Regions from separate parts of the Mus musculus genome. Here region 1 is linked to region 2. Evidence: chromatin loops called from intact Hi-C (ENCODE). Cell type or tissue: heart. All regions are shown on one strand. Each heading gives the region's core, and the rest is flanking DNA. Links, peaks and the distances in the headings are about the cores only. Region 1 overlaps Anks1b (ankyrin repeat and sterile alpha motif domain containing 1B). Region 2 overlaps Anks1b (ankyrin repeat and sterile alpha motif domain containing 1B).

What was found. A loop is a pair of places that touch in the nucleus more often than their neighbours do. Peaks named below come from ENCODE experiments on the same cell type or tissue, not always from the same donor. Only the 100,000 strongest peaks of a DNase experiment are listed, where the experiment ranks them.
Region 1: it touches region 2 in a loop (2.9-fold over the local background); 3 of 42 quality-filtered maps call a loop at or near these places.

Annotation. Positions count from the first base shown.
Region 1 is chr10:90,527,989-90,544,119 of GRCm38, reverse strand. The region is part of intron 14 of Anks1b (ankyrin repeat and sterile alpha motif domain containing 1B); the gene reads right to left. Among named protein-coding and RNA genes, the nearest start is that of Apaf1, 550 kb to the left of the region's middle. In heart, for the core only: no CTCF peak of the experiment used is centred there; no DNase peak of the experiment used is centred there.
Region 2 is chr10:90,659,786-90,675,916 of GRCm38, reverse strand. The region is part of intron 16 of Anks1b (ankyrin repeat and sterile alpha motif domain containing 1B); the gene reads right to left. Among named protein-coding and RNA genes, the nearest start is that of Apaf1, 410 kb to the left of the region's middle. In heart, for the core only: no CTCF peak of the experiment used is centred there; a DNase peak (open chromatin) is centred at 8,966.

The DNA of each region.
Region 1 (16,131 bases), core at 4,743-12,742, 130 kb after region 2:
AGTCACAGCAGAAAAAAAAAAGAGCAATAAATATAACTATGGCTGGTGACCACAGCTTTGGCAATGGCCATGGTGGGTCTTCACCATTAGGCATGCTACAGACTGCTACCAAGGTCTAAGTGATCCCTTGAAAAGCAAGCAGTAGATGTAAGGGGGTGGGACACGTGGTGGGGAGAGCTTACTTTACAGGACTGACTTTCTAGCTCGTCTCTGGGCCATTCACTCCCAAGAACGGTATGGCTCACTTTTTGATCTTTCCTCAGTAAGTGGTGATAGGCAGAAGAGCGGTCTCCAGAGATATCTACGCCTTGGTACAGGGAACAGGACTCTGATGCTTTATAAGGCAAATAGTCCATAGGAGATGTGGGTAAGAGTGGGCCCTTTGAGATGGGGAGATTATCTTGGATCACCTGGGGTAGGGGGCATTCTATCCATGGGAATTCTGAAGAGCCAAGCCCTCTTCCCCCTCCTGCCCTCCGCTCCCAGATTCTCCTAGCTGGGCAGATGGAAGTGTGGGAAGGCCTGTACCCATCCCTGCTGGCTTTGAATATGGTGGAAGAGAATCATGTATCAAAGGCTACAAAAAGGGGTTAGAAACTAGAAAATGCAAGTAAATGGATTTCCCTTATATCTACAAAAACATAATGCAAAATGGCAGAGATTTTTATTTTACCTCGGTGAGACTTGAACCTTTAGACAAGTTACAGAACTAGAGGATGAGAAATATATATTATTTAAGCCTCTATGTCTATGGTTGCAACAATTATTAGACAGCAATGGACAAGTGCCATGCTCTGATAGGATTTCATGGCTTTTACACTCTGGCTGTTTTGTATAAAACTCTCCCTTACTAACCTACCCCACTTGATTTCAGTCAATATGATGCACTATAACCATCTATCTTAGTTAGGGTTTTACTTCTTTTTTTTTAATATATTTTTATTACGTATTTTCCTCAATTACATTTCCAATGCTATCCCAAAAGTCCCCCATACCCTCCCCCCACTCCCCTACCCACCCATTCCCACTTTTTGGCCCTGGCGTTCCCCTGTACTGGGGCATATAAAGTTTGTTTTACTTCTATGAAGAGACAACATTTAATTGGGGATGGATTACAGGTCCAGAGGTTCAGTCCATTATCATCAAGACAGGAGCATGGCAGCATCCAGGCAGGTATGGTACAGGAAGAGATGAGAGTTCTACATCTTTATCTAAAGACTTCTAGAAGTCTTAATTCTAGGAGGCTAGGATAAGGGTCTTAAAGCCCATGGCCACAGTGACTCTCGTACTCCAACAAGGCCACACCTCCTAATAATGCCATTCCCTGGGGTAAAATATACAAACCATCACACCATCATTCAAAATACAACTCAAACTCAAGTGTCAGCCCCTCTCTGAAGCTCCTCTATTTCCACAGTCCCCCAGTACTGCAGCCATCAGAGGGTGCCACATTTAAGATACAACATGAATTATCCTGGAATAGGTATCTTCTTTTCCCCCATGGGACTTTAAATACATTTGATAACAGGAGTTATTATATTCTGATACTCAGGGAATATTGAAGGTGAAGCAACACTGGTCATATCACCTAGTTTTAATAACTGCTTGAGAATGCATGGGAACCCATTGCATTGGTTGCTCACTTTGAGACTTAAGAGTAGAAAGGATTGTGTTGGGACTCAGAAAAACCTGGCTTCAAATACGCCCTGTTTAGCTTCCACATCCCAAACATCAGGAAAGGCCTTTCTCTGAAGGTCCCTACCTACATAAGGACAGGGTCTGTCAAAGGGGGGTATAATAGGTTTCAAATCTTCTTACTGAAATTTCATTAACCCAAACCACAGAGGACCATGGAACTAAGAAATCAAATGCCCTTCCCAGAGTCCAGAGGAGCTCTGTCCCAAGTCATTTCTCTGTTCTCTGGGCTTATTCATTTCTCCTTCATAAAAATGGCTTCCTGCCCCTCTATGACAGCCTATGGCTCTCTTTCCCATTTTCTTCTTCCTTATGAAGGGAGTATTTTGCTCCAACTATCTGGGCCTCAAATTTCAAAATTTGTATGGCGGTCTTCATACTAATGTGCACAATAAATGGAGGCCTCTTTGTTCCGTGTACCTTTCTGTTGTATGTTTTAGCAGGCTCAATTATCAAATCTTCAAAGGGAAAATGTGAACTTCTTCACTGTCTGAAACTGGAACATGCCCAACATTTAAAATAACACTGTAGATTTAGCTTCTGTCAGCATGTGAATGGAGGGCCATGATTATTAGGTCAGTCGTCAAATACCTTGAAGACAGAGGCACATTTCATGGTGTGTAAATCTTATTTAAACTACTGAACATATTCTCTTGTGTCAGTGACTGAATTGGTAAGTTTACACGTATGAAGTTCATTGGAACCAAACTTTCTTGATACGGCAAAGTTTGGCATTGAACCCTACTCACATGCGGACTTGGAAAATGTGGTCTTTGCTATAATGGTATTAAGTCAACTATCATTGCCTGACTCCACCATTCACAAGTATGAAGATCTGCGCTGCATGACAGCTTCTGAATGGTTCCCTTGTATGACGCCCCCTCCCATACCTATGGGCAAGGGGGGATGAATAGGGCTTGGTAATGGTAACAATATCTGATTTTTCAGGTTAGGCCTATGAATTCCATTGCTACACTTCCACATTGGTCGTTTGAAGAGCATACATTGAACAGCATGCAAGACATCAGCTCTACGGCAAGGATGCTGAGAGGGCCTGGTGGAGGGACTCATTCCAGCAAAGGGGGTTATTTGCCACTATCATTCAGATAGCTCTATCCATGGCCATTTATTTGTTTATTCATCCACATAAGCTATTATCTATCATTGTGTATCAGGGTTTCCCCCCACTAAATGGAATCAAGTGAGGTTAGGTTAGAGCTCAGTTGATATAGGATATCTTAGTCGGTACAGGAGATATAGTATTAAGGGGATATAGCTCCGTTGGTACAGGAGATATAGCTTAGTTGGTACAGGGGAATACAGCTCAGTTGGTGTATGAGTCCCTAGGTTTGATCCCCAGAAACACATAAACTGGGTATGGCGCTAACAAACCTATAATCCCAGCATGCAGGGGGCTGAGATAGCAGAAATACTTTAAATTTAAGGCCAGTTGGGGCTAATTAGTATGACCATATCTCAAAAAGCATGCCCACCATAAAGGGGGAAATAAAAAAAATCTTAAATATTTTGCCCACTGACAAACGATCAGATTTATAGTTTGCATTTTTTCTTTTAGGGCATCTTTGGAGGGAGTTTGTTGGGCCAGGGTCTCACATAGTTCTAGTGGCCTCCAATCCTTTATGGTAGAGGGTGATCTGAACTCCTGATTCTTTCTGCCTCTTCTCAAATGCGGAGATGACAAGCCTGCAGCACCACCCCAGGCCTCTGCAGACACTCTCCCCCCTTTCTGTAACTGTCTTCAGTTTGTTCTTTGCTAGACAGAAGCTTTTTATTTTGTTGTAATCCCATTGGTTGATTTGTCTCCTTTTACTTTTATTGCTTGTGATCTGTGTCTATGCAGATGGAATGGCTAGACAGTCCTCCTTAGTATCCTGAGATTTAGAAATAGAGTCCTGGAGCAGAGGCCAGTGTTTCTAAGCAAGGATGGTAGGATGGTATATGTTGCTGTTGGTCTTTTGTCTCCTATGATTATCAGCATGACATTAGCCCTGAGACTTTATAAATACTTGTGAGGCTGTGAAAACATTATGTGTGTGTATGAGTGTATGTGAGTGTATGTGTGCATGGAAGTGTGTGTGTGAGTGTATATGAGTGAATGTGTGTGAGTGTATATGAGTGAGTGTGTGAATGTAAGTATGCATGTAAGTGTGTGAGTGTATATGAGTGTGCGTGAGTGTGTGTGAGTGTGTGTGTGCATGAGTGTGTGTGAATGTATGTGTGCATGTAAGTGTGTGAGTGTATATGAGTGTGTGAGAGTGTGCATGCGTGTGAGTGTGTATGAGTATGTGTATGTTATATGTGTGTGTATGTATGTGTGCATATGTGTGTATGTGTTAGTGTGAGTGCATGTATGCTCTATAGATTAAGTGGGAAAGTTAGTGATCTCTGCAGTAGTTGTATTAAGAATTATTGTAGAATTTAAGAATTAAATACCCAAGATTTAAGAATTAAGTACCCAAGGAGCTAAAGGGATCTGCAACCCTATAGGTGGAACAACAATATGAACTAACCAGTACCCCTGGAGCTCATGTCTCTAGCTGCATATGTATCAGAAGATGGCCTAGTTGGCCATCATTGGGAAGAGAGGCTCATTGGACTTGCAAACTTTATATGCCTCAGTACAGGGGAACCCCAGGGCCAAGAAGTGGGAGTGGGTGGGTAGGGAAGTGGGGGGGAGGGTCTGGGGGGCTTTTGAGATAGCATTGGAAATGTAAATGAAGAAAATACCTAATTAAAAAATAAATTAAAAAAAATTATTGGGATATAATGTAGACCCCAGTTTCTAAGATTGCAAAAATTTTGGCAATGGTAAAAAAAAGTATGTGAAGGTCCAGTGATCAGAGTAATTAAAAGTCAATTATGAGGGAAGCAGGTTTCTGACAGTGCTCTCCCATGTTGCATTGTGTAAGCTCACTGCAGCTCTGGTTTCTATCACACTATGTGCACACTTTGTATTAGATGTATCCCCGCACCGTGGCACACCAATGAACACTGCTTAAAACACCTCGGCTCCAAGCTGAGGCCACTGCATATAATGAATGGCAGCACTTTTACTGCATAGACAGGTTTCTGCTCTTAAAGAAACATGATGGCTTAATCAGAGAAAACAAACACTTAATGCTTTTTTACTATTATTTTTCACCGTGTAAGAATCAAAGAATATATATTTAAATTGCATTATGTAAGAATGTTTGATTTTTGAAAATTGTTGTTTGAGTTGCCGACACAAGTCTCATTAAAAAAAAAATCCTTAAATGAATTTTGGCTTGAGATTAAGACAGAATTTCCAAAAATTTCTGACAAGGCTCTAAATATACTTCTGCCATTTTATACTATGTACTTATGCAAAGTAGAGTTCTCAGCACTTATGATTATAAAATCAAAACATTGATCAACTCTAAAAAACACTGAAGATGCTCTATGTCCTGCAGTATCAAATATTCAGTCAAGGCTTAGTACCCTGTAAAACATAAACAAGCACACCCATTTTATTAGTATGCAAATTTGCTTTTATCATTAACAAATGGTAAGATGACAGCAAGAATTGCTTAAGGAACACCTCTTTGTGTTTTATTATTGGTAAGTGTTTTATTTATATACCTGTATACTTGAAGCCACATCAAAGTTTCTCAAACAAAAGGAGTCATGAGGGAAGAAAAGTTTAGACATTCTGGGCTAGAACTAGTGTCACCTCTTCACCTTGTCTAAATTCAGGAAAGTTGACTGGAGAACACAGGAGACATAATCTAAAAAGACTAGGTAGGCAACAACCTGAGGAGTTTCACAAACGTAGGCATCGTTCCCTTTTCTTTTCTTGATCATCTCTAAGGGTTTGTTGCCCATCTGAAGAGATGCTCAATGGAAGGCAGAGTCAAGTGAAGAAGTGGTAGCTACAGAGGTGGGGACTTTTAACAGCCCAGAATGCTGCTCCATCGCTCTTGATTTGCCATGATTCCTGATCTGCTCTGGATTTGGAACTCAGTCACAAGAAAACATTTAGCTACACTCAGGAGGCTGAGGCAAGAGAATCCTGAGTTTGAGGTCAATCTGAACTATGTAGAAAGACCCAGTATCAAAAATCAAACAAATAAGACATAAGAAACCATATGACCTTCAGGCAACCCGTGGAGGCTCAAATCTATATGCAACATTTGATATGTATTCATAATCATTGCGATGGTTAATTTTAACTGTAAACTTGACTGGATTTACAATCACCATAGAAACCCACCTCTGGGTATGTTTCCAGAAAGATTTAACAGAAGAGAGAAGACTTATCCCAAAGGTGGGCAGCAGCATCCTACAGGCTGGGGACCCAGAAGCCATAAATGGAAACGTAAGCAGAGAGAGAACACTTGGCTCACTCTGCTTCCTACAGATGTGGCTGGGCAGCCATTTTACCTTCCCTGGATGCTCTCCCTCAAGCTGGAAACCAAAACAAATGCTTCCTCTCTTTATGTTGCTTCTTGCATCGCTTTCATGGCAACGAGGAAATTAACACAATCCTGTGTGTGTCTTTCTGAGATGGCTGAGTTTCCACCAGATTCTCAGAAGAATCTGTGACCTACCTAAAGTTAAGTGTCGCTCAATGGGAAATTAAGAGGGTGACAGACTCTGCATGAACTGCCATTTAGGAGTTCATACCTTAACTGGAAGTTGAACCACAGTGCTACCTGGAGGGAAAATGCTATAAGCCACGAGAAGAGAAGGTTAATTGTTGCATGCTGTGAGCTTGGCCTGCTATCAAAGCAATAAGGAGGCTTTTGTTGTGTAGCAGAGAAAAGAAGAGTCACAGGAAATGGGTAGGAGAGATAGCTGGGAAAGAGATCACTCAGTGTTCTGTCAGTCACTCTAATAACTGTGAGATTTATTCTGATTATGACAGGAAAATGTTATTGACTAAACCAGATGGTTTGATTGCCAGAGTAAGTATTCAAAGCTCACAAGGACACCAGGCTGTCTCTGACAAATGTTATTTCCCAGTAGAAAAAGAAGATCGTAGAAACTCAAGATACAGTCAAGTATCCCAGGACTGCTGAATAAATACTCCTAGCTCACTAGTCAGTAGATATATTTGAAAATGACTAATAAGGAATGTACTGTGCTATTATTCAAGCTATCAGGAAGGATATTGATTTAATTCTTTCTGGAGAAGTTGAATAAATTTATTATACTTTCCAGAGACTTTCCCTTAGGGAGTTATTTTAGTGCAATGCCAATATATGCCTCTCTTCACTGAGCCGACCTTTGAGGTATGCAGGAGTTTGCATGTTAATTCTCTCTCTCTCACCCTCTCTTTCTTTCTCTCCCCTCTCCCTCTTACACACACACACACATACACACACACTCACACACACCTGTCTTTGTTACTACAAAGGCAACCAAGTAATAAACATTTTTTTAGTAGTGTTAACAACAATAAAATACAAGAAATCAAAATTAAATTACATGAGATCTTTGATGAGAAGATGACGGGAAAGCTTAGCCTTCAGCTCATACCATTTGTGTGTGCATGTGTGTGTGTGTGTGCGTGCGTGTGTGTGTGTTTTCAGAGAAATTGAATTCTTACAAATGCTAGTAAGCTTCCACTACTGGGTTGAGTTACAACCTCAGCCCTATGCTCAAGTTATTATTATTTTTGTCTGAAAGAAATAAAAGGGCTTAATTTTTCAATTATTGAATAAGCATGTACTTATTAAGGGCTATTATATGCAATACACACTTCCAAGAGGTATGTATAGGAAGGCTGTGAACTTTGGGCTTCATTTACTTTTCTTAATCCATTCATTTCAACTATCATTAATTAAATATAAACCATATATGAGTTACTATATTTAGACAAAAAGTAAAGCAAAGAGAAAATAATTTATAGTCCAATAAAAGTTAAATAAAGCAATAGCAGATTTTCTAATTCTAAACAAAAAGATCTGAATATTTCTTTTTTCATTTTTAAGAGACAAGTTGTCATGTATCCCAGGCTTTTAAAAAAGTTATGATGTAGCTCAAGATGACCTTGAACTTCTGATCTACCAGTCTCTACCCTCTGGATGCTGGGGTTGCATGTAAGAACCACCATGCCCAGTTCTGCGGGGTGCTGGGGACTGAACACAGGACCTCCTGTGTGCTAGGTAAACACCTTACAAACTGAGCTACATGTCCAGCTTAAGATCAGCATATTTTTTTTTCACATGATCACTGTTGACTTTTAATCTCTAGCCTATGTTGAGGTTTATTCTCCTCTACTGCCTTTGGTTTTGCTTGTAGTCAGTAAGCCTACTGGAATAGACGGATGTACTAGTTAATAATTAAATGGACAGATGTCTAATTCTCAATGACAATTTAGATGACTGTTTTTGGTGTCTCCTTGGGAAGTGCTGGAGCTTGCTCCAATGGCCTACCTTCTATAACCCTTGTGGCTATTTGTATGTCCACATACAATGCTGGCTATGTCATGGGAATGCCTATTCTCGGTTAAGAGAGGGAGTGTATGTGACTAAAGCAATGGTTGGCTCTTACAGGGACAGTCAACTTTCCCTCTGAAGATCCTACATTTCTATCTGCTGAAATAAACTGTCACTAGATTGGCAGGAGAAAAGTCATGACAAATATATTTTGTTAATGAAAATAATTTTATGGTTGGGGAACACCACCACATTAAAGGGTCACAGCATTAGGAAGGTTGAGAGCCACTGTTTTAAATGCGTCTGTTGTAAACGGATGGCACTCTCCATGTTTTTCTTACAAGGTCCCTCCAGCTTGGCAGCTATGGTTGGATGACCTGTTCAGCCAAGGATTCCAAGGCTATTTCTAGTCTTCCCATGACACAGGAGCCTTCAGACTGAAGACCCCATGACCCAGGGTGAGCAGCCATGCAGAAATATGATTGGACAGAAAGGATAAGGGAATGGAAACAGGAGGAAATCCAGAGGGGCCTGACTGTTTCATCTTCTTTGCCTTTCAAAGATACAGCACTTCTTCCTGCACATTTTTTCCTAGAATGGAGGTCTGATGAACCACTATTGATCAAGGGTAGTTTTTATGGCCAACTCTTCCACAGAAGGAAGAAAGTAATAGCTTTAGGTTTTATATATATGGCTTGGGGGGAAAACAGGTTTTGGTTTCTATGTTCCACTTTGGAGCATAATTCTTCCAGGCTCTCTGGCTTTCACAGGAGAGCTTAAGAGGTGAGGGACAGGAGGGCTAGAGGAGTCCAGGGAGAATCTTCACTTCTAGGCTGCTTCGTCAGGCTTGGGTATCATTTTCTGTATCCTGCCGCTCTCCTTTTAGCATTTCGATACTGGACAGTTACTTTAATCTTGCTTCTACAATTTAAAAGCATCCATTCTATAAGAAAGTCTAATTTAGCCAAACTTCCCATCCTGCGAACACCTTGTTATATTAAGACGACGGTGGAAACGTAATAATCACTCTAGCCCCAGACTTTTTTTTTTTTTTTAAACTACAGAATGCCTGCACTACTGATGTCATCTGTTCCTGAATTTTGTCATCAGGTACCTGTCTTCCTTTGTTAAATCACCGCCAAGGCTTGGGAGGACTAAAACAATGAACATTTTTGCTCCTCTTGGTATTGGTATTGCAAAATAGGCAAGGCTCTGCCAAAGACTTCAAGTGGTCTGGCTGGGGTCACTGGTGTGGATATATTTAGCTGGTGTTATCTCTGGAGGTTACAGAGGCAGCTGTCTGTGTCTTCTTGTAGGTTCAGAATCCTCTCTCTCCATGTGTCCCATATTCTTCGTTCCTCTAAGGTAGAGGGGCTTCTTCCTGGGATCTTTCCCGGCTCTCAGAAGTCCCAGAGATTGAGCTCCGGAATGGAAACGATTGCTTCCATCACATTCTTTACATGACAGGGGATCATCTAGTCAGTCTGATGAAGGTAGAGGAATCCTCCAAGGATGCACAGATGTAAGGCTGCATCTGGCCTCCGACATAATCATTAATGATAACATAAACACTGCCTTGCTTAAGTTGTAAACAATCAGATTGACAGAAAACCTAAGAAGCTAGGACAAGCTCTTCAACAGTTAGAAGGGTCCTCCTCCTCAGGGCCAGGACCCACAGGCTTTGCTCTCCATGGCCCTAATAGTACATTCTTCCTGGAAATCACCTTACCTTGATTATCAGTCTTCTTCAGAACAGTCTATTCCTACTTTCAATATTCAGCGAGGTTGCTCCTCTCTATTGTGGCCCTGGGTACTCCTCCTGCAGGAGACCTTGCCAGATAACCTCAGAATCAATGAAGCCCTTGTTCCCGGGCTTTTAGAATGTACCCTATATTTGTCTGTTTCTCAGAAGTTATCGTATTCTAATATAATGTCTGGGAGTTTATCTCGTGGGTTTGCATTTCTAGATAGATTTTTTACATCCTGCAGGCAAGAGATAAATCTATTTTTTGTGGTCCTGTTGTTCTTATATACTAAGTAAAAATATGTTAAGATGGAGGTAAAATAGTAGAAATGTGTCTTCAATACTCTGGTATCACCATATTATCAAGAATAATGCAAGGAACTTAGTATTTCAACAAATGGTTGTTGAATGCAGAAATCTATTTCTTTTAGTCACTGCATACAAGTATAAACCCTGATTTTAGTGACCCAGTAAAATCTTCAGCAAGCTTCATAACAATTTCAATTCCTAGCTGGGAAAGAAGCAATATGCCTTAGGCATAACTTTTCAAGTAATATCAATGTTTAATAGCATAAACCTTTCAGGCAGGGGCATATAGCTAAAAATAAATCTGTATCCATTTGAAAGTGCTAGCTAAAATTCTGTAGGCATGTATTCATGCTACCAACACAAAACTGTTCTCTTGCCTCTACAAAACAAAATGAGACCTACAAGAAACCAAATTGTTTTTCTAAGCTTGACAAAAATGACTGCAACTGAAACAAGAGATGGTCTCCAAGGCAAAGATCAAGAGTAACTTGGAGGTGGGTAAATTCTAGTATCCGCTCTAAAAACACACTTCCTTCTTATAGATCAAGTTTCCTGTTTTATGCTTGATGGAAAATGATTCATGCATCATAGAGTCTGTCACTCAGAAATCCCAAACAAGCAATGGACTACCATTCCAACACATGTGTGTACTTTGTACGGTCTTTTCCTTTTACATGCTTTATGAGGAGCTGTGGGTCTGCCTTTAACAATGTTCTCCCTAAAATTTGAAATCAAGATGCTGAAAGGTGATCCTCCAAGTAGTTCAGTAGGATTCACTAAGACAACAGAGCATCATAAATGTCTCCTCCAGGTACCATTTTGTTCCAGATTTAGGAAGCTCTTCTAAGAAGTTTATAGACATCTTGTAGAAGGTAGAAGAGTAGGCTCACATATATGGGTTTGCAATGCTGTGTGTGTGTGTGTGTGTGTGTGTGTGTGTATGTATGAGAGAGAGAGAGAGAGAGAGAGAGAGAGAGAGAGAGAGAGATTGATTTGGTGAGGAATAGTCTAATAAGCAAAGAAGCTCCAAATTCTAGGTTCTGAACCTTCCTCAGGGTCATCTGTGTCCCCCAAGACTTTCAAGGACCTGTATGTAGTTAATATGCCTATAATTCTAATTTCCAAAATAAAATTGTTCTGTCTTTGGAAATGTATACAACAATAGCAAAACAAAACTACAATTATTGATATTATTTATCATTTACTACCTGCAGTATACTGCAGGCAAACATTTTCTTGGAACACTATGAAATAGGTATTTGCTGTCTTCATTTTTAAGGTTAAGGTCAGAGAAAGTACCTTTCCTGGTTTATATCTCTAGTAAGAGTGTGAGAGGCAAAGCCATGTCCTAGCCATTCTGAATAAAAAGTCTATGGCTATGGCTATAATACCCTGCATGTACTCGATCTCATCACGATATAAAGTCTGTATCGATTCCTATAACTAATCAGTTTAAAAGTCGATGTCCTCCATTTTGAGCATCCTCAGGAAGTGAAGTCTTGTTCCCCGAGCTTCTCAATGGTCACGGGGTATACCTATAGAAATTGGTTGCAATGACTTTGGTACTCATCCTGTCCTCAACTTAATCTTTTATCTTTAGGGACAATAAAATTTTAGATTCCTTCTGACATTACAGGTTTTTGACACCCAGTGAGTACTCAGAAACATTGGACTGAAATCAGACCCCTTGTAAATCAAGATGCCCTGGAGGTAGGGATATTAACTTAATATAGCCTAGAAAGAACCCCATCTTCTGTCTGCTGTTGATCCAATGACTCTTCCTATGCTCGAATTTAGCTGTGTGAAGCACAAGTACAAAGTGGAACAGATAGCATCCATTGGTGGACAAGCCATGCTAATTTCTGTTGACTGGACCATTGAAGTGGTAATGAGGCAGAATTTCTGCCTTTGGCCAGAACAAACCCTGAGCTCTTTTGTCTTGTCATTCATCTTCTCCCTGGGGGATTAGCAACCCAGGCAGATAGTTCCTTTCTTACCAGGCAAACCACAAACTTCTTGGTGAAGTGACAAGAAATACTCACCCCAGTGCACATCTTCCCAAGAAGGCCCAAGGTGCAATGCTAGCTCTCTTTGTGATTCCCAGGCAACCCAGTCTGCCATAAAGTACAGTTCAGAGCATTGTGCTACAGGGAAAGACAAGCAAACAGAAGAAAAACAAATCCACTCTGCATAGTGATTTTGTCTAATGTGGCATTTGCACACATGAGCGACCACAGTTCTTATGGACCGCTGCCAGCCTAATTTATCCCCAATACCTCCTGATCATGATGTTCCCCTGCCCCTAAACCCATGCTAGCTTTATCTCCTGAGACAGCTAGGCTTTAAGTTAAAAGTTCACAACTCTCTGGCAAGTTTACATTTCCATATTTCCCATTTTCTCAGAACAGGAAGTTCTCAAGCAACAATTGCATTACTTGTTCAGTGCATTCCCATGCCTTAGAAAGCATTGGATTTTCTTCACTTGTAAATCAAAATTCTCCATGATTCAAGTTCCAGCAGCTGACTTGCTCCCCACAATAAACTTATTCTGACCTTGCCTGCTGGCAGACTCCCCTCTTCAGAGCTTTAACACTGGTTTTCTCGCAGTATAAATACATTTTCTTTCTGATGGTTTTATGTCCATCTAACCTGTAGGACCTGGCATTCAATAAATGTTTATGGAATGAATAATGTTCATTAACAATTCTGAATTAATGTTGATTTAATGAAGACTTTCCATTAATGGTGTCTTTGGAAACAAAAAATAAAATAGAACGTATGCCAATTCATTGTTTTTGAGGATCAGAGACAATTTGAAGTCTCTGCAATGCCTACAGGGTCCGCAGATTCATGTGTATTCCCTAAGGGTTTCCTGCTGTAGGCACCTGACATTGAATACTGTTAACTTCTCTGCTTGCTTAAAGTGTGATATTGCTCCATCACCTCTCCTTCAGAAGCCCGGTTCTTGGCAAGAAAATCAGTGATACTTCCTGCCCTAGCATGTATATTATTGCTGTGAAAACACACCGAGCAAATCCAACTTGGGGAGGTCAGAGTTCATTTAATTTTTTAGCCTATGGTCTGTTGTGGAAGGAACTTGGGACATGAACTGAAGGCAGGAACTGGAGGATGACTGCTTAGTGGTTTGTTCCCTATGGTTTATCCAGTCTCCTTTCTTACACAGATCAGGACCACCTGCCCTAGGGTAGCACTGCCCACATCAATCCTTAATCAAGAAAAGACCATCTACAGGATACATGGAAAATACATGAAACATTTTCTCAATTGTAGTTCCTTCTCAGATGAATCTAGCTTGTGACATGTTGATAAAACAAACCACAAACAATAACCAAAACAAGGTACCTTTCATATTTAGAGAAAACAATACATGCTCAAAGATCCAGGCCCTTGCCCATAGTCATATTTAGCGGAAAGAGTAGGCAGGATTCACACCCAGGGTTATATGGCTTGAAATCTAGTCTTTAGATTTTGGTGTTTGTTTGTTTGTTTGTTTTTCTCTAATACTTCACATTTCTTTTTGAACTAAAGTGTTTTTTTTTTCCCTCCTTCAAGTGTCAGGAAAAGCCAGTTATACCTGCCAGTGACCTGCTTAGTTCTAATAGGATCGTGGAGGCTGTAGCTTCATTTCGGTGCCCTTGAGGCCAACTTCTCTTTACAGAACCCGGAGCTCTCTGAGCTGGAAGCATGGTGGTCGGCCAATCTTTTGTGGTTCGTTTGTACTCTTTCTGTCTAACCTTCTGTGATACACTTCTTCCCTAACACTGTCTCAGAGGCCTGCAAGCTACAAATCTGGCAACCCTTACAAAAGTGCAGCACCCAGGAAGGGTTGAGACTAGCTAATTGGGAACATGAGGACACTGTGCAGAGTTTCATCAAATGTAGATTATCTCTAAGTACCCCAAAGAGAAACTTTTCTGGGTTATGAGGAGATTCGTGACAGACGAGGCAGACATGACAGGGGCTCCTTGAAATAAGAAAGCAGTATCAAAGTTTGATACTACTGCAAGTATCAATCACCTTCCCTGAGGACAGATGATACCAAATATCCTTTCATGAATTCTAAGATGCAATCCACTCCCATTCTCAGAGCTCTGTAACTGGAAGGTGGCTTACGACTGAGAGTGGTAAAAAGCGATTAGAGCAAAACAGCAGTCATCATAGTTATTACAGCCTATGGTGATGAATCTCAGTTGTCACCCTGATGGGATTTAGAGAGAGATCCCTGCATTGGGCTCCTATACTATAGAAAAGGAGAGAATGGGCTGAGTACAGTAAGTTCTCCTTCTCTGCTTCCTGCTAGTAAATGCAATGTGGTTAGATGCTTCAAGTTCCTACTATTGAATTCCTCACTGTGGTGGATTGTATCTTGAACTGTGAACCAGAATAAATCTTTTCTCTCTTAAGTTGCTTTTCTCAGTATATTTTATCACAATACCTGGAAAATAAACTAAGACAGAGCTCTTACTTGTGTATCAAATTTACGAGGAGCAGAAATTATAAACTGGGCTGAAATGGTTGTGTGTCACTGCAAAGCCACCCTGTGAGCTCCAGGACTTTATTCTTTTATAAATCGTTCAGGAAATGTCCCAGCAACAGCCTGAGCACTATGACAGAGTCAGTGTAGGCCATTCAGAAATCTCAGACAAAACAACACTTCATGAAGTTTGGCAGAGTTCAAAGTCTTAGACAAGACTAGGACTTTAGAGTCCTTGAGAAACATGGACTCTAAAGCCACTGTCAATCTCTATTCGGGAAGCATGGTTTGACACAGCATTCTGTGTCATAGAATTTTATAACTGGGCTATTGTAATAGAATATCAGGGTACAAATGGCTGTTTAGGATATATCTCCTAGCTTCCTTTGCAACTCAGTGTGACCATATGACTAATTTTAGTCAATAGTTTGTTAGTGGAGCGAAATACGAATCAGAGCATCATGGTTTGGGTCTTTAAATACTCCCCTAAAGCATATATGGTAAAGGCCTGGTCTGCTGGCACTGCTGGAAGGTGACGGAAGCTTAGTTTGCGGAAGTCCATCTTTCGGAGTGTGCCTTGGAAGGACCCTGGTTTTTCTCCTTCTTTCCCCTTCCTGACTACCATGAGGTGAGAAGCTTCCAGCTTTCATAGGGTCCTGACCTAAGTTCCCAAACAGTGGAACGGCCTGATGAAGGACAGAAACCTCTCACCCTGCTAGCTGAAATAAACCTGATCTCTTTACATTGATATCACCGGCAAATTCTGTCACAGCAGTGAAATGATAGCTCAAACACTGGCCCTATCCTCAAGATGTCTACTATGAGGAACACTGATGGGGTAGAGAAACTTCAGGCATTTTCTTGCATCAAAGATAGAAGCCAGGTTTTAAAGGCAGCAGAATGACAGAAATAAGAAGTTAACTCATTGAGCTATCTCTGTAGGCCTTTCTGCAGCTCAAATGATCTCTACTTCCTTGGTTTTGTCTAACTCATTCTCTCCTGCCCTCATCAACCTGACTTAACTTCAGATACACACGGGTCACTCTTGTAAGAAAGTTTTCTCGATCAACAATCCTGGGTTTCTTCTCTGAGCAGCTGCTGTGTTTTCTTGCATTCTACTTTCCTTGGGATTGCCAATCTTTTTTTTATCTTTGGTGAAAGGAGTCTTGTTTTCAAATTATACTTCTATACTTAAAGGACATTGTCTTTTTTATTCTCAAGTCCCAGTCCAGTTCATCTCAAACTTCCTATTACAACTTGTAGCTTCCTTAGGTTAGACCCAGCGTGAACCATATCACCTACTGGCTTCTTTTTTCTCTCCCTGTGTGACTCTTCTGGTTCGTCATGTGCCAATAGGAAAGTCAACCAGCAGCTTTTCCCACAGCCCCAGAAAATAGGGCCCTCACCTTTTCTTGCTTTTCTCTGAGCTCTTTAGCTGGGCATGTCTGATACAAACTAATTCTCAT
Region 2 (16,131 bases), core at 5,306-13,305:
AAAATACCCAACAACCACAAGAAGGCTCACAACCATCTGTACAGCTACAGCATACTCATATACATAAAAATAAAATAAATAACTCTTAAAAAAAAGAAAAGCAAGACATTTTTGTTATATTGTTGTCAACTACTGAATTTTTGATATATGGGGGAGGAGGGACTGCATAGAGTTACTGCTTATTTGAAAGCCTTTGGTGTTTATAAATTGCACCTGTGGAATCTAACTCCTACTCTTAAATTCATGAGTCTATTGGCAATTGGTTGGGGCAGGACTGAGGAAGATGAAGGAAGCTGACTAAGGCAGCAGCAGTATCCTTCTTAGCTTATTGCGCATCATCTTAACCCAGGCACGAGTTAAGTCGGTCTCTATTGCGCATGCTGATTGCACGAGGTTGTCTGTGGGGGGCACAGTCCTCTGCGTAGCTAGCACCTCTGTACTTCTGTGTCCCCTGGTTTCTTTAGCAGGAACTCCATTTCTTCCTGCTCTCCCAAGACTTCTCTAATCCCGCCTCCCTTTCAAGGGAGCACCAATGGCATATTAACTTCACCGGATTCCCTGCCTCTGGTGAAGAAATAAGGTCTTAGGAACTTTTGCGGTCTCTAAGGCCTCCATCGGAACTCCTCACACATGGCAGGCACTTGCTAATTGGATGATTGGATTATTTAAGCCACACATGGAAGACAAATGACGAGAACAAAGGACTATCTCATTTATTGTCGTTGGTACGCATTTGTGGGGGTCTTACATTTTGTATTCTGTGCCATAAGAATTAAGGGTTTCTCTTCATGATCTAACACTGGTAACATTTTAAACTTTCATGTATCAAGACCCAATTCTAGATAGTAGGCTGTACTATAAAATGCTATTTTAATTAATTCTATCTTCTTGATTCTGCTGCGGGACCCTGGGCAAGCCACACTGCCCTCTCTAGCTTTAGTGTTGTATCTACAGAGTCAAGGGGTTGGACCAATGACTTCAAAGCTCTGTTTTACAGAAGCTCCCAAAATTTATGATTCCATGACTTGTAAATTACTTCTAAGTTAGTGTCTGATATACTTACCCAGTTTAAAAACAAAACTCCAAAACAAATAAGCCCAATTACAAAACGACACAAAGGAGAGTAAAACCGAGGAGAAACGCTGACTACAGGTCAGACAGCACCCATGTTTCTTTGCTGGCTCTTTGGCAACCCCTTCAGGTAGTAGCGTAACTGCTGCTCAAATTAGCGATGGTTAAGCGCTTTTTTCTAGCAGGAACATCTGGTGAGACCCAGTTAGGAAGCAACAGCCCCAGGGTCTGCCAGGCCAGCAGTACTGTGGAGCATGCGCATGAGTCGGGCACAGTCTGATGCGAGAAGCAGAGTCGTGGGCGGACAGCAGGCATTCCTAACTCTGGTTCACAGCAAGGCAGGATTTGACTCGCTGAATTCCAAAATTTGGGGAAAACCTTAGCTGGGACCAAAAATGGAAATAGCAGCCAAACTTTAGTCTTCACTAAATTCAGATATGCTAAAGCATTTACCACACACCTTCCTGGTTGCTGCGTTCTGCCTGCATGTCCTTCGAAAGTTGCTTGGAATATGTCTAGCCTCAGATTGTACTGTACCCATCAGAGAGACAGGTTGAGCATAGGGACAAAAGGGCTCTGTGGACTCCTGACCTTCCGGGGTTCAGCTCTGAAACATTCTTGGCTCTAAGGTTGCCTGCTCCACTTCAGCCAGCAACTCACATTTTAAATGTTTTGTGTAGGTATGAAAAGGAAGAAATGCCTTACTGACTTTGAAAAGAAATGTTTAAAACCAGTGAAGCAGATGACTTAAGGGTTTAAATGGCCTCTATAGCCCTTTTTTCCTTTTCAATCTCTCTTTGTTTGAAATTCTCAGGTCTGGTACCTATTAATGTATTTATATATATTTGCAGTAACATGAGCGATACAAGCATATCCTTGAACACGGTCAGGCATTCAGGGAAATGATATGAGTGGAATTTAGCACAGTTCTTTCCTCATAGGGCCATTTAAACAATTGTAGTCACGTTATGACAAGTAAAGGCTGAAGTCAGGTATGAGTGAGATTGCACAGGATGACCTTGTATCTAGTCTCTCTTCTTATCTGCTTCTCAGGAGCTTGGTCAGCATAGACAAGGGACAGAGGAGAAGATGGAAGGTAATAAAAACTGATAACAAACTACGAATAGTGGTGGGCTATCTGCAATCTCAGGAACTGGGAGATAGAGGCAGGAGGATCAAGGCTGGCCTCAGCACATAGTACATTAGAGGTCAGAATGGTCTACATGGAACACTATCTCAAAAAACAACACCAACCCCAGAATGCTCCCCTAAGCAACAACAACAACAACCCCCAGAAAAATCAACTAACCAACTAATAACAGACAAAGGGAAATGAAGGATGGTATATATCATATTTGTGGTTAAAGGAATATAAAAGCAGTTTGCAGCAAGTTACTAAAATGGAACTATGATACTAGCATGGAAAATAGATCAAGGGATAAGGAACATCCTAACACCAATAATGGATCAGGTAGATGCTGCTGTCAGGAAGTGTCACACAATTAGAGACAGATGTTCCTCTATCTAAAGGGTGGGCTTACGATTGCTCAATTAGACCACAAGACACATCAGCTTTTGGGGGCTGATATTATGAGATAGGTTTATACCTAACAGGAGCCTAATGAAAATTTGTCACGTAACCCTCTTTGCTCTGGAGGTTTTAGTCCTTTTTAAAATCTTTCCATGTTCTGGAATGTCAATGCCCACAGGATAGTGCTGACCACATGGGAAAAACAGTGCATCGGAGTCCTCACTGTGTTGGAATCTCATGGCAGCCTGCTGACTTGTGAGTCTCCTTGAGTTGGGTTGGAGGGACTCTCTGAGGTACTGAACTTCCCACAAGCACTATGGTGATGCTAACACTGCCAGTCCCTGGGTCACCTAGAGTAGACATGATTTAGAGGATGGCAGAGGGACAGAGCGAAGGTCTTGATTCCTTCTAGAATTGCAGAATAAAGAGCCAATTTATAAACCCAGACTGTTCATTTCAGAACTGTTATGTGCTAGAGACCAATGTTGTGTTCTCCAAACTGTTGTATTTTGAAGCTCTTTGTTTTTGGTAGCATAGCTTTTATTTGCATATAAGTATAAGTGGAAATAAGGTAGTCATAGGAACATTCATACGGAATTAGTACCTGCATTTGGCAGCATGCTGCACTGCCTTTTGCTCTGTGTATTCATAAGTGTTCACATTTATTGACATCAAAAAAATTTTCTCTTTCCCTTAACTGCATCTGTGGGCATCTTTCTGTCAAACCCACCATCATCCAGTTGCCATAGTTATATAGAGATGAGAATGGGAATCTGTAGGAGAATGTCTCAAGTTTCTAATTTAGACATTTGGCTTTGTGGTAGCTTTAATAGCCACGGGAAAAAACCACCATACAGCAGAATGATATGGATAATTCTGTGGCACAAGAAACATACATACTGTAGACCAGCACCTGAAATTTGGGGAAGAATTCCAGGGAGTCACATGACCTTGGCATCATGAGCAGTACAGATGGGAGTCTTGGCTGCCACAGTTACTAACAATGTGACCTTGAGTAAACTTCTCATCCTTGCCAAGTGCCCACCATCTGATTATTAAGGTGAGAGATGAAAAGAATGGCTGAGAATTGTCATGTATAGCCACAGAGACAACGCAAGGAGAGCTTAATGCAATACTCACCGCACACAGGAGTGCCATAGATTTTATCATGGAGAGCTGGTGGCCTGTGTGAGTGAGACTGCACGGGGATGCCGAAGGGTGTGAAGAGGTGTGAGCTAAGCATGAACCACTTCCACTGGATGTGGGAGAGATAAGGACCATACTGAGGAGGCAAAGCAAAGATGGTCCTGACAGGAAGAGATGTGGGGAAAGTTTTAAGGAAGGATGTTGCAGAGCTAGTGAGAAAAAACGAAGTGGAGGAGAGGGCAGGGAGATCTGGCATATAGGTCATGAGGGATCTCATGGAAAAAAGCACAGAATCCTGGCTGCACCTGGGTGGGGAGGGAGTTAGCTCTGAGCAGGCAGAATATACAGAGACGAAGGATTTAGGAAACAAGAGAAACATGAACGGAAAGCAGGAAGAATAAGAACTCAGTGTTAAGGGTAGTCAGTGTCTGTAGGGGGTGGTTCTGATGTTTTGATCAGGAATCTGCAGGTGCACACTGAAGGTCCTGTTTTTCAATTGGTTCTTGATCAATCAATAAAGATGCTAGTGGCCAATGAGCTAAGAGGAATAGGCGGGACTTCCAGTTTTCCTGCAGGTAAGGGAGGAGAGAGAGAGAGATATTTTGCCACACTTCGGAGGGAGAAAGAGCCATCAGCCATGTGAGATCTCAGGCAAAGTGGCTATTGGCTTCTTCCCTGACTGGGCATGGGATGGTAGCACGAGGGCAGATTTAGAGAGCTAAATTTAGGACTAAAGGTAACTGAGCAACTACAGTTGAGGGCAGTTTTAGGGTGCTGAGCTGGGAGTGAAAAGAAGGGCATGATAGTTGAGGAAGACTTAGAAGAGCCTGGCCATTGAGCTAAAGCATATCAAAACTATGCTAATGTGTGTGTGTGTTTCATCTGTGGATGTGAGGGAACCTGAGCAGGGCTTGTAGTGCAGTCCACCTGTAGCTCCAAGCATCCTTTAGGAATGAACCTGAGCATGCCCTGGAAGGGAGGGGGGGGGGAGACTTGCTTGGTGGTTAAGTTTATTTACATTTATTTATTGTGTGTGGTGTGTGGTGTGTGTGGTGTGTGTGTGTGTATGTGTGGTGTGTGTGTGTGTGTGTGTGTGTGTGTGTGTGTGTTATGCATGGATGCCAAGTATGCATGTGGAGGTCAGAGTTCAATTTTGTGGAATGTTTTTTCCTTCCACCATGTAGGACTCATGGATCAAGCTCAGGCTGTTGTCAAGCTTGGTAGTAGAACCTTTACCTGCTGAGTCGTCTTGCTGGCCTGCTTGGTAACTTTGATTGCCTTTCTTGAAAATTAAGGAGTCAAGGACAGTTGGAGCTAACTCTGACATGGATAATCTTTCTGTGAAAGCAGTATACATATATGGAAGCTATGTGGATTAGACTTGGGGTAGACTCTTATATGGGCAAGGGTTCTCATATGTGTGGTATGCCACTGTCCAGGTAAAAACATAGAAACCTATGACTTAATAGACCATCTGTGTCTAGAGCACTGGTGTGCCAAGCTCAGCTGCTAAACTTGTCTGTGCTGTTGTGATGAACTGGAGTCTCTCTTTTGCTATCTGGGTATGTCTGAGTTCCCTCACTGCTTGACAGGGCTGTGTTCTCCTCTGTTCTGGTTCCTTGTTCTAGCCTCTTGGGACTCTGTACTGTTGCTACCCAAGACTCAGAATGTTAGTGGCCCAGAAAAATAAACTAGGACAGACAGTGCAGGCAGACAGCGTGTTGCCAAGTGTAAAGGCAGATCTGTGAGGGAGGGTGAGGATCAAATTTTACCCGTTCAGTGAATCCCGGGCTTGGAGATCAATGTATTTCTTTCATCCATGACTCTTAAAAGAATGATTGAACATGAAAGATAAAAGCTGAGCCACTGGCCACCAGGCTCTGGAGAAAGGTCCAATACCCAAGAGGTTGGACACGGAGGCTCTGCTGGATAGACATGTCTACAAGACAAACAGCACTATCACCATCAACAAATCACCTGGAAGCTATATGGTACTCTAAAAAGCCCAGAGTCATTTCACATTTGTCATCTCATTTGTCAGGGGCTTTAGGTGATGTATAGAAAATGCCCTTTATGGAGTCTAGTCTGAGTTATACTCTTTCTTCTGTGGGAGCTGGAGGGTTAATTTGCTCAGACTCTGGCTGGGAAGCAAAGCATGGTAGGTTCTCTGCATTATACAGCTACAGCAAGAGGGACGACCCGAGCATAAAAGGCTCTGCTTCTGGAAGCCCCTGTGTTTAAGTTCAGACTGTGCTGAAGGTACAAATTCTATGAAAGAATAAGGAAGCACATAAGCCCCCTCAGGTAAGAGAATTGTGTCTGAATGTTGCCATGGAGTGCAGACAGCCATTGGCCATGCCACCAACTAACTCACTGACTTTGGCCTCCTGGAATCTTCAATTATATTTCCCAGCTTTTGGCATTGGGGAGACACTGAAGAGTTCATATCTTTATATATTTTTGTTACAATATCTATCTATCTATCTATCTATCTATCTATCTATCACCAATCAATCAATCAATCAATCAATCTATCCATCTACTATCCATCTATCTATTGGTGGGGAGAAAATAAAGAAAAGTGCTTTGCATTAGATGGTGTCTCTTCACGTCCCAGGAAATAAGAGAAATGAATTAAGATTTAGCCCAGAGAAAAAATGATATATTCCAAATTCTGATGTAATAAGTCATGGAGTAAGTAATGGTGAAACAATGAACAGTAAAGAGTGTATAGTAAGAAATGTTTGCAAGACACATGGGTGACCAAACCTTAATATCAGGGAATACAGAGAAACTTCAGCTACATGTCCTTGAGAATAGGAAAGATACTTTTTAGTCAAGCATTGGTTGGACCACAATTTAAAAGAATAGGATTGTCAACACCAAAATTTTAAATCATGGTTGGAGAAGGATATCACCAACAATAGCGATTATTACAAGAGAATCTATTATCTGAAAGTGTGTGAATGCTCTGTAGTCAGCCTTTGGCCTTTTCAGCTTCATCTGTGATACAGAGAAAGTAACTCCATGGTCCCACTTGAGAACAGTTACCTGTTCTGGGAGGCTGTGTGGGTTATGGATGGAATGACCCATAAAGAGTTTACACAGAACGCAAATAAACATGGTCCAGGGATTGGGCGATTTTATTGAATGACTGTATTGTACTGTTCCCTGAAGTTTTGGGTTAAAAATATGTTTAAAAAATTCAATAAAAGGAAATGTGTTTTCTACCACCTTTTAATTTACAAACCCTATTGAGATCATGTTGACCTAGAGCCCTGTGCTAAACATCTCTACCTGTTTTATTTCCTTGGTGCAAAGCTATTTTATGAAGCAAGGGCTTGGATTAAAGATGAACAGAGGATCTGCTGCAGCCAGAATAAGGTGCTGAACAGCACTCGCTATCATTCACGTTTTCCAGCTCTCCTAGTGATGTGAATTATATTTAGAAAAAGACATGTGACCTCCTCATTCTGCAAGTACATGTTTTCTGACATTCATGTAGCTATCTGGTTGTTAATATAGCTCACTGCTCTCCTCTTAAAACAGAAACTTTAAATGCTGCTATCAATCAGAAAGATTTTTTTTGCATGTTTTTAGTCTTAGTGGGAAAAAAATTCCTCAAACCTCCATTTTCAGGAGATAATGAATACTTTGAATGTCAGTTCTATTTATTTTATATTTAAAAACCATGTACTTTTTCAGAACCTCTAGGCATGTACATAACTTTATTCGCAGAAGTACTTCAAACAGATAACTGTACCATAAAGTCAAAGTTAGCTGTTTACAAATGAATAACTTATATTCTGCCTGAGTCAAGCAGTACAGAGGATATCATTTGTATGGTAGTTAAAACTAAGTATTCACTTAACACATTCAAACCCCAGACCTACCCTCCATCTATCCATCCATTTTTCCTTCCATCCATTGATCTATCCATTGATCCATCGATCCATCCATTCTTTCTTCTATCCATCCATCCATCCATCCATCCATTGCCATTTTCATTCTTCAACTACTAACTGTGCCTACTGTATGTACTCAAGGAGCTCTTTTGGTGGACTCAGTAAACAGAATTCCAATATTACCAGTCCTTGTATTTTAAGAAAGGGATACAGCTAATGGTTGGAGGCAAACCACATCGTGTATTATGTCAGAAAAAAGAAGTACAACATGGAACTGGGAACCCTAAGGAGGAGCAACAGGTGGTCAGGGGAGGTTTCATTCAGAAGATTTGAAGAGTTTGAAGACAGTGAGGGGAAGACTCAGGTAGAGAGAGCATCTAGCACATAGGTCCCTCAAGGAAGAGACAAGCCCAGTGAGCTTTCTCCAAGGAATAACAAGACCAATGGATGAGTTCAATGTGTAGCTGCAGATGAATGGGGTTCAGGTCAGTGGGGTAATAGGTGGCTTAGTGTCTAGAAGGTTCCTGCAAAAGCTCACTTTGAGCCTGAGGGAAGCAGAAAGCCAATGCATGCATATGAACAGAGGTCGGACAATGCTCTGGCCTATGTTTCAGAGGAATCAGTCTGGTTCCTGGGTGGAGAATAGCTAGTAAAGAGGCCATTTTAGAGGCAGTATAAGTCGTTCAGAGGAAAGAGGATGGTATCTTGAACAGGAGGCCAGAAAAAAAGGTAGCAGAAAATGGTTAGATTCAGGATGTATTTTGAAGGTAGGTCAGCATGATCTCCTGAAACACAAAATAGAATGTTCTTTCTTCTCTCACATGGCCATGGAGCTTGCCAGCTTGCTGACTAGAGCTGTGTGATGCAGCTTTCACCTTGAACACAACTGTGCTTGCCTATCCTGTGTGGGAATTTATGGATGACTGTCAGGATTAGTCTTGAAGGGGTCCATTTCAAATGAGGGATCCAGGAACACTAAAAATCTCTGTTCCAAAATGGAAGCTAAGGCATCGATGCACTTGATCCCAGGAACAAAAGATACACATGTGGAGGGATGACACTTCTGAATGTGTTTCAGGTTCTGGCACTCTCATGGGGCCCTGGTCCTTCTCCCATAGACCAGGGGTTAAGATGAAGAGGCCTATATCATCAAAGTGTTCTGAGAAGGGGTGAGAGAGGACACTGGGAACAAAAGGAGCTAGTGCTGTTGGCTTCAGAAACATTATCAGTAAGCAGAGATGATGTCATACCAGACATTGGTGCTCTCAACTCTGGGCATTGGCAGTTGGCAATGATACCAGTCTTGGCAGGCGTCAATGGCATTGGCAGAACATCCACTTGGCATTGGTCAAAGTGCCCTTGGTGAGAAGACACTGAGCACTGCTCCAGGAGAACAGATACTAGGACCTTCAACACATTGGGTACCTGTAGCTCTGAAGCAGTTTTTGTATGTAATTAGAAGTAGTTTGGCATGACTTCTGCATAAGTCCTGGTGGCCTGATTTTAAGCTTCGGTGACAAGAGCCATCACCACAATAAGCTAGAACAAGAGAGGCCAAATAGCACAGGTGTCTGTGGCCAGCCAGTGTTCTAGCTAATGGTGTACATACACTCAAGGCAGCTGAGCCTTAGTGGGAGGTTCTGAAGGTCCAGATCATATGGGAAAGTGTGGCTCTGTGGTCAGGACTTAAAACCCTTTGTGAAGTTCCCAAGTATCTCCTTTATGCCAGGAATGGTGGCAGATGTCTGTCAGCCCATCATAAAATCAGGAGTTCCAGGATAGCCTGGGATATGTAGTGAGACCCTGTCCCCACAAACAAACAAACAAACAAACAAACAAACACCAAGAGCTAGAGATGCAGTTCTAAGGTAAAGTACTTGACTAACATGTCTAAGGTCCTAGTCTCATGTCTTAGCATTACAAAAGCAAAGAGAACAAGCTACCTCCAAAACCAAACAAAACCAAATCCGAACACAGGCCCTGCTCCAATGCATGCTCTCATATCTACACGTGCACGTACACAACCAACCAACAAACCAACCAAAGGAACATCTGTTTTTTTTTATTAAACTAATAAAATGTATTTTTAAATGTACAACTCAGTATTGTCATTTTTTAAGTCATCAAAATAATTTATAATAGTTAAAGACCTCTTAAATATACATGATATCTTCTGAGGCTGAAAGTAATGTGCACTCATTCAGTTTTTAAAATCTATTTGGAACATTAAACATGATAGAAGTAGAAAAAAAATCTCTTATAAAGTTCTCCATGAAAGGAAATTGTGACAGGTTCCTGATTAGACGGAAAACATTCCATCTCCAAAGGAGAATACACCATGTAACTATGGCTTCCTAGAATGAATTGGGTAGTGTTCCTTCTGTTTCTATTTTGTGTAATAATTTGAAGAGTATTGGTATTAGGTCTTCATTGAAGGTCTGATAGAATTCTGCACTAAACTCATCTGATCCTGGGCTTTTTTTGGTTGGGAGACTTTTAATGACTGCTTCTATTTCTTTAGAGATTATGGGACTGTTTAGATGGTTTATCTAATCCTGATTTAACTTAGGTATTTGGTATCTGTCTAGAAAATTGTTCATTTCATCCAGATTTTCCAGTTCTGTTGAATATAGGCTTTTGTAGTAGGATCTGATGACTTTTTTGAATTTCCTTAGTTTCTGTTGTTATATCTCCCTTTTCATTTCTGATTTTGTTAATTTGGATACTGTCTGTGTGCCCTCTGGTTAATCTGGCTAAGGGTTTAATCTATCTTGTTGATTTTCTCAAAGAACCAGCTCCTGGTTTTGTTGATTCTTTGTATAGTTCTTTTTGTTTCTACTTGGTTGATTTCAGGCCTGAGTTTGATTATTTCCTGCCATCAACTCCCCTTGGGTGTATTTGCTTCCTTTTGTTCTAGAGCTTTCAGGTATACTGTTAAGCTGGTAGTGTATACTCTCTCCAGAGGGCACTCAGAGCTGAGTTTTCCTCTTAGCACTGCTTTCATTATATTCCATAAGTTTGGGTATGTTGTCCCTTCATTTTCATTAAATTCTAAAAATTCTTTAATTTCTTTCTTTCTTTCTTCTTTGACCAAGTTATCACTGAGTAGAGTGTTGTTCAGCTTCCATGTGTATGTGGACTTTCTGTTGTTTGTGTTGCCATTGAAGACCAGCCTTAGTCTGTGGTGATCTGATAGGGCACATGGAATTATTTCAATCTTCTTGTATCTGTTAAGGCCTGTTTTGTGACCAATTATATGGTCAGTTTTGGAGGAGAAACCATGAGGTGCTGAGAAGAAGGTAATTCTTTTGTTTTAGGATGAAATGTTTTATAGATGTCTGTTAAATCCATTTGGTCTATAACTTCTGTTAGTTTCACTGGGTCTCTGTTTAGTTTGTATTTCCATGATCTGTCCATTAATGAGAGTAGGGTGTTGAAGTCTCCCACTATTACTATGTGAGGTGCAATGTGTGCTTTGAGCTTTAGTAAAGTTTCTTTTATGAATGTAGGTGCCCTTGTATTTGGAGTATAGATGTTCAGAATTGAGAGTTCTTCTTGGTAGATTTTTCCTTTGATGAGTATGAAGTGTCCTTCCTTATTCTTTTTGATAACTTTTGGTTGAAAGTTGATTTTATTTGATATTAGAATGCTATTTCAGTTTGTTTCTTGGGACCATTTGCTTGGAAAATTGTTTTCCAGACCTTTATTCTGAGATAGTGTCTGCCTTTGACACTGAGGTGCATTTCCTGTATGCAGCAAAATGCTGGGTTCTGTTTAAGTATCCAGTATGTTAGTCTATTTTTTTTTTAAACTGGGGAATTGAGTCCATTGATGCTAAGAGATATTAAGGAATAGAGATTGCTGCTTCCTGTTATTTGTGATGTTATTTTTTATGTTTGTGTGGCTATCTTCTTTTGGGTTTGTTGAAAGATTACTTTCTTGCTTTTTCTAGGGTGTAGTTTCCCTCCTTGTGTTGGCATTTTCCATCTATTATCCTTTGTAGGGATGGATTGTGGAAATATATTGTGTAAATTTGTTTTTGTCATGGAATATTTTGGTTTCTCCATCTATGGGAATTGAGAGTTTTGCTGGGTATAGTAGCCTAGACTGGCATTTGTGTTCTCTAAGGGTCTATATAACATCTTCCCAGGATCTTCTAGCTTTCATAGTCTCTGGTGAGAAGTCTGGTATAATTCTGATAGGTCTTCCTTTATATGTTACTTGACATTTTTCCGTTCCTGCTTTTAATATTCGTTTGTTTTGTGCATTTAGTGTTTATGACTATTATGTGATGGGAGTAATTTCTTTTCTGGTCCAATCTATTTGGAATTCTGTACACCTCTTGTATCTTTATGGGCATCTCTTTCTTTGGGTTAGGGAAGTTTTCTTCTATAATTTTGTTAGACATTTACTGGCCCTTTAAGTTGGGAATCTTCACTGTCTTCTAAACCTATTATCTTTAGGTCTTTTCATTGTGTCCTGGATTTCCTGGATGTTTTGGGTTAGGAGCTTTTTGCAGTTGGCATTTTCTTTGACTGTTGTGTCAATGTTTTCTATGTTATCTTCTGCACCTGAGATTCTCTCTTCTATCTCTTGTATTCTGTTGGTGATGTTTGCATCTATGACTCCTGATCTCTTTCCTAGGTTTTCTATCTCCAGGGTTGTCTGTCCTTGTGATTTCTCTATTGTTTCTATTTCCATTTTTAGATTCTGGAAGGTTTTATTTAATTACTTCACCTGTTTGGTTGTGTTTTCCTGTAATTCTTTCAGGGATTTTTGTGTTTCCTCTTTAAGCTACTAGCTGTTTACCTGTGTTCTCTTATATTTCTTTAAGGGTGTTATTTATGTCCTTCTTAAAGTCCTCTTTCATCATCAATAGATGTGATTTTAAATCAGAGTCTTACTTTTCTGGTGTGTCGGGGTATCCAGGGTTTGCTGTGGTGGGAGAACTGGTTTCTGATGATGCCAAGTAGCCTTGGTTTCTGTTGCTTACGTTCTTGCCCTTGCCTCTTGCCATCAGGTTATCTCTGGTGTTAGCTGGTCTTGTTGTCTCTGACTGTGGCTTGTCCCTCCTGCAAGCCTGTATGTCAGTACTCCTGGGAGACCAGTTGTCTCCAAGAGGAATTTGGGTATGGAGAGCTGTAGTACAGAGTTAGCACCAGGGTGTAGATGGAAACCAAAGAGATCCTGACCCCAGATGTTCCTTGGTTCCCATGTTCTGATGGCTCTGGGCGGGTCCCTCCTGCACCAGGAATTTGAGCAGAAGTGGTGGTGCTCACAGGTGTGTAGGCAGTCCTGGGAGACCAGCTCTGTCCAGGCAGTCTTTGGGTATGGAGCGCTGTGGCACAGAATCAGCTCCAGACACAGAGAGAAACCCCCAAAAGAATGTCTTTGTATCTCCACTTCAAGCATGAGCTAGAAAATGTTCCTCTGCCTGGTGTGGAAACAGTGGTCTGGAGGAGACAGCTTTGTTGTTGGGCATACACTTGAGCCTTACAGTCTTTGCTTGTTTTGTCAGTTCAGAATATTTAATGACTTCAGTCAGTGGAGTGACTGAGAATCTTCAGCTCTAGTGATGGAGTCACTACCAGAGAGTTAGTTATCAAAGCCATTTTAAAAGCTGTAACTTATTTAATTCAGTGAGAATGCTAACACAAGGAATAGATAGTTAGCAAATCCCTAGGTGTTGTCTAAAAGCAAAAGATTGCAAGGTCCCTACCTTCAGGAATAAGTAATTTTCCTTAGTATACATTAAAAAATATTCAAAAAGTAAAATCTAGAATTTCAATACGTTTTAGAGAAAGAAAGATTCGATTGAGCTGGGAAAATTTGAGAGTTCCTTTTATATCCTGTCTTGGGGTTAATATATGGAGGGGATAGGTAGGGAGAGAGATGGAGAGACAGAGACAGAGGAACAGAGAGAGACAGAGAGACAGAGACAGAGAAACAGAGAGAGAGAGATAGGGAGAGAGAGACAGAGACAGAGACAGAGAGAGAGAGAGAGAGAGAGAGAGAGAGAGAGAGAACACAAGGAGAGAACACTCAGCCAGCCAGCCCTTTCTTCTTACCATGCCCAGTCCTCTCAGGCAGCAGCATCTGCCTCAAGTGGCTTCTTCAGTGTCCTAAAATATCCATTAATTCTTTGAGATTGAGTTCAAGAATCATCCATCCTTGCATCCAGAAGTCCTTCCCTGATCCCATGCATTTAGTTTTCTCTCTCACAGCATTTTTTTCACATAATGTTTTAGCTCTGGATACAGCCAGCCATCTCTGTCTATATGTAGGGTAAAGTTCCTTGAGGCATAGACCAAGCTTTATCTGTTTTTCTATTCTTATCTCAGAACCTCACACAGGGCCAACAAGAATCATGATATAATTGAATGGCTGGATGGATGACAGCTGACTGATGGATGTTGTGGGCTCCATACTTGTAGCTAGCTGCACTGGCTCTCCTCCCTGGATTTGAGCCCGGGATGCTAAGGTCCTAGTTCTTTGGTGATTGTTACTTTGTGACTACATCATGTAACATTGAGAAAAAGTGTTCTGTCCAAGTGGATGCCAGTAAATGTTGACAGATGATGGTGTAATTGAGTCCCAGAGGCAAGAGGCAAGGGGATCAATCTTTTCTACATTTCCTGTAATCATCTTTTATACACTTGTGGGGGAAAATTTCACATTCCAAAGTTTCTGTAATACATTTACTTCTGAGTATTTAGAAAAATCAGAAAATACATGCCCTTGCCACCAAGCAGTGGCTTCTAAATAAAGGAAGATACAAGGGTTAGAACTGAACATGCATTTAAAGGAAGGCTTTTAACCTGTCAGAACTCCCACGATTCATAAATTGTAACCCTAAAAATTATTTAAAGTGCATCTGTTTGGCATTTATTCCATCATGGATTCTGAGAATAACAAGTAAGGCTAAAATGTGTTTCCTCTGAAAGACTCTGGCAGCCTCTTGAGCTGCAGACTCTCTAAGAGCAGCTGTTATCTGCTAGCATTACAAAAGAAAAAGTGGAAGTTCTGATTATTGGAAGTGGGTTCAGTAGAAAACAAAGATAACGAAAGTGGGAGATAATAAAAATGACCACTGGCCTTTTCCCAACGGCAGATGAACTGGGACATGATCCTGGAGAGCAGAGACATGCCACTCTGGCCCAAAGAGCACAGAGACTTGGCATGACACTATGGGGCACAGAGCAGAGACATGCTACTTGGGCCCAGAGGGCACAGAGTCAGGATAGTCAGGTCAACAGAGCACAGAGACATGACATTCTGGTCCACAGGGTATAGAAATGTGATGCTTGATTCCACATAGCACAGAGGCCTGCTACTGTGCAGGCAGAGGCTGTGGAGGAAAGCAGGTAAGAGTATAGACTCTGGACCAGGCAGAATGGCTTTAATCTGAACTTTGCTACTTGGTTACTTAGGCAAATTTCTTAACGTTTCTGGGCTTCAAGTTCTTTACCTATGACATGGGAACTTAAATGTTAATTGAGAATTAATCTGATGGCATTTAGGAGTGCCTGGCATATGTAAAAAGTCTAATTACATGTTTGTTATCAATAGAAGGATTCACTCTGCAGTATCTTTCTGGCATGGGTAGGACTGTCTTAGGACACGTGGATTCTCAAGTTGACTTCTATTATGAGTTTGCAGGAGTTCAACCATCAGGACAGAATCCAAAGGCAAATGATGGATGGGAGGACTTGCGGTCTTGAAATCAAAAGGTCCTGCTGACCACCATTCTCACCAACAAAAACAAGCACAAATAAATAACATGCAATGAGAGGGTGTTTAGCTTGGGGTGGAAAGATATTAACTGTGCCACAGCTGACTTGCAGGTGCTTGTCTGAGACCGCTGTGTTTGACTTGTTCTCCCTGGAAGGGTGATGTGACGAATCAATTTCATGACAGGATTAATGGTACTAGCTACATGTCAGAGGATGGTTATTACAAATGAGAGAAAAAAAGAGCACACCCATCTGGGTAAGCCATCTAAACAAATGCTCTGGTCATTTTTTTTCTTTTTGCCTCGAACATTGTGAGCTGTTTCAAAAACCCCACAGCAACAGTGCTCTCAAGGTACAACACAGGAATCATCTGCTTCCTCCTCTAGAAACCCTCTTCTAGTCCCCAGGATTAGGGGCTTCACCCTAACCTTCCATGCAGCATCCAGAGACCATGATTTTACTCCATTCCAGCTCACACCATGCCTTGCCCCTGGCTGCACTGTTCAGTTTGTCCTTTTTGCTTTTTCTCCCTGGCACTGTATCTAGGATCTGTGCACATGCCCAATGCGTGTGCAGTCCCACAGAACACTCATTTCACTTGAATTCTATAGATTAAAAATAAGAACATGGTCAAACTGTATCCACCTGTCAAACAGACGTATACGGTTAGGCATCCACGGCTTGACAATAGCTTATGCAAACCGGTATAGTATAACCTTTGAGTACATTCACATCCTTGTGTGTT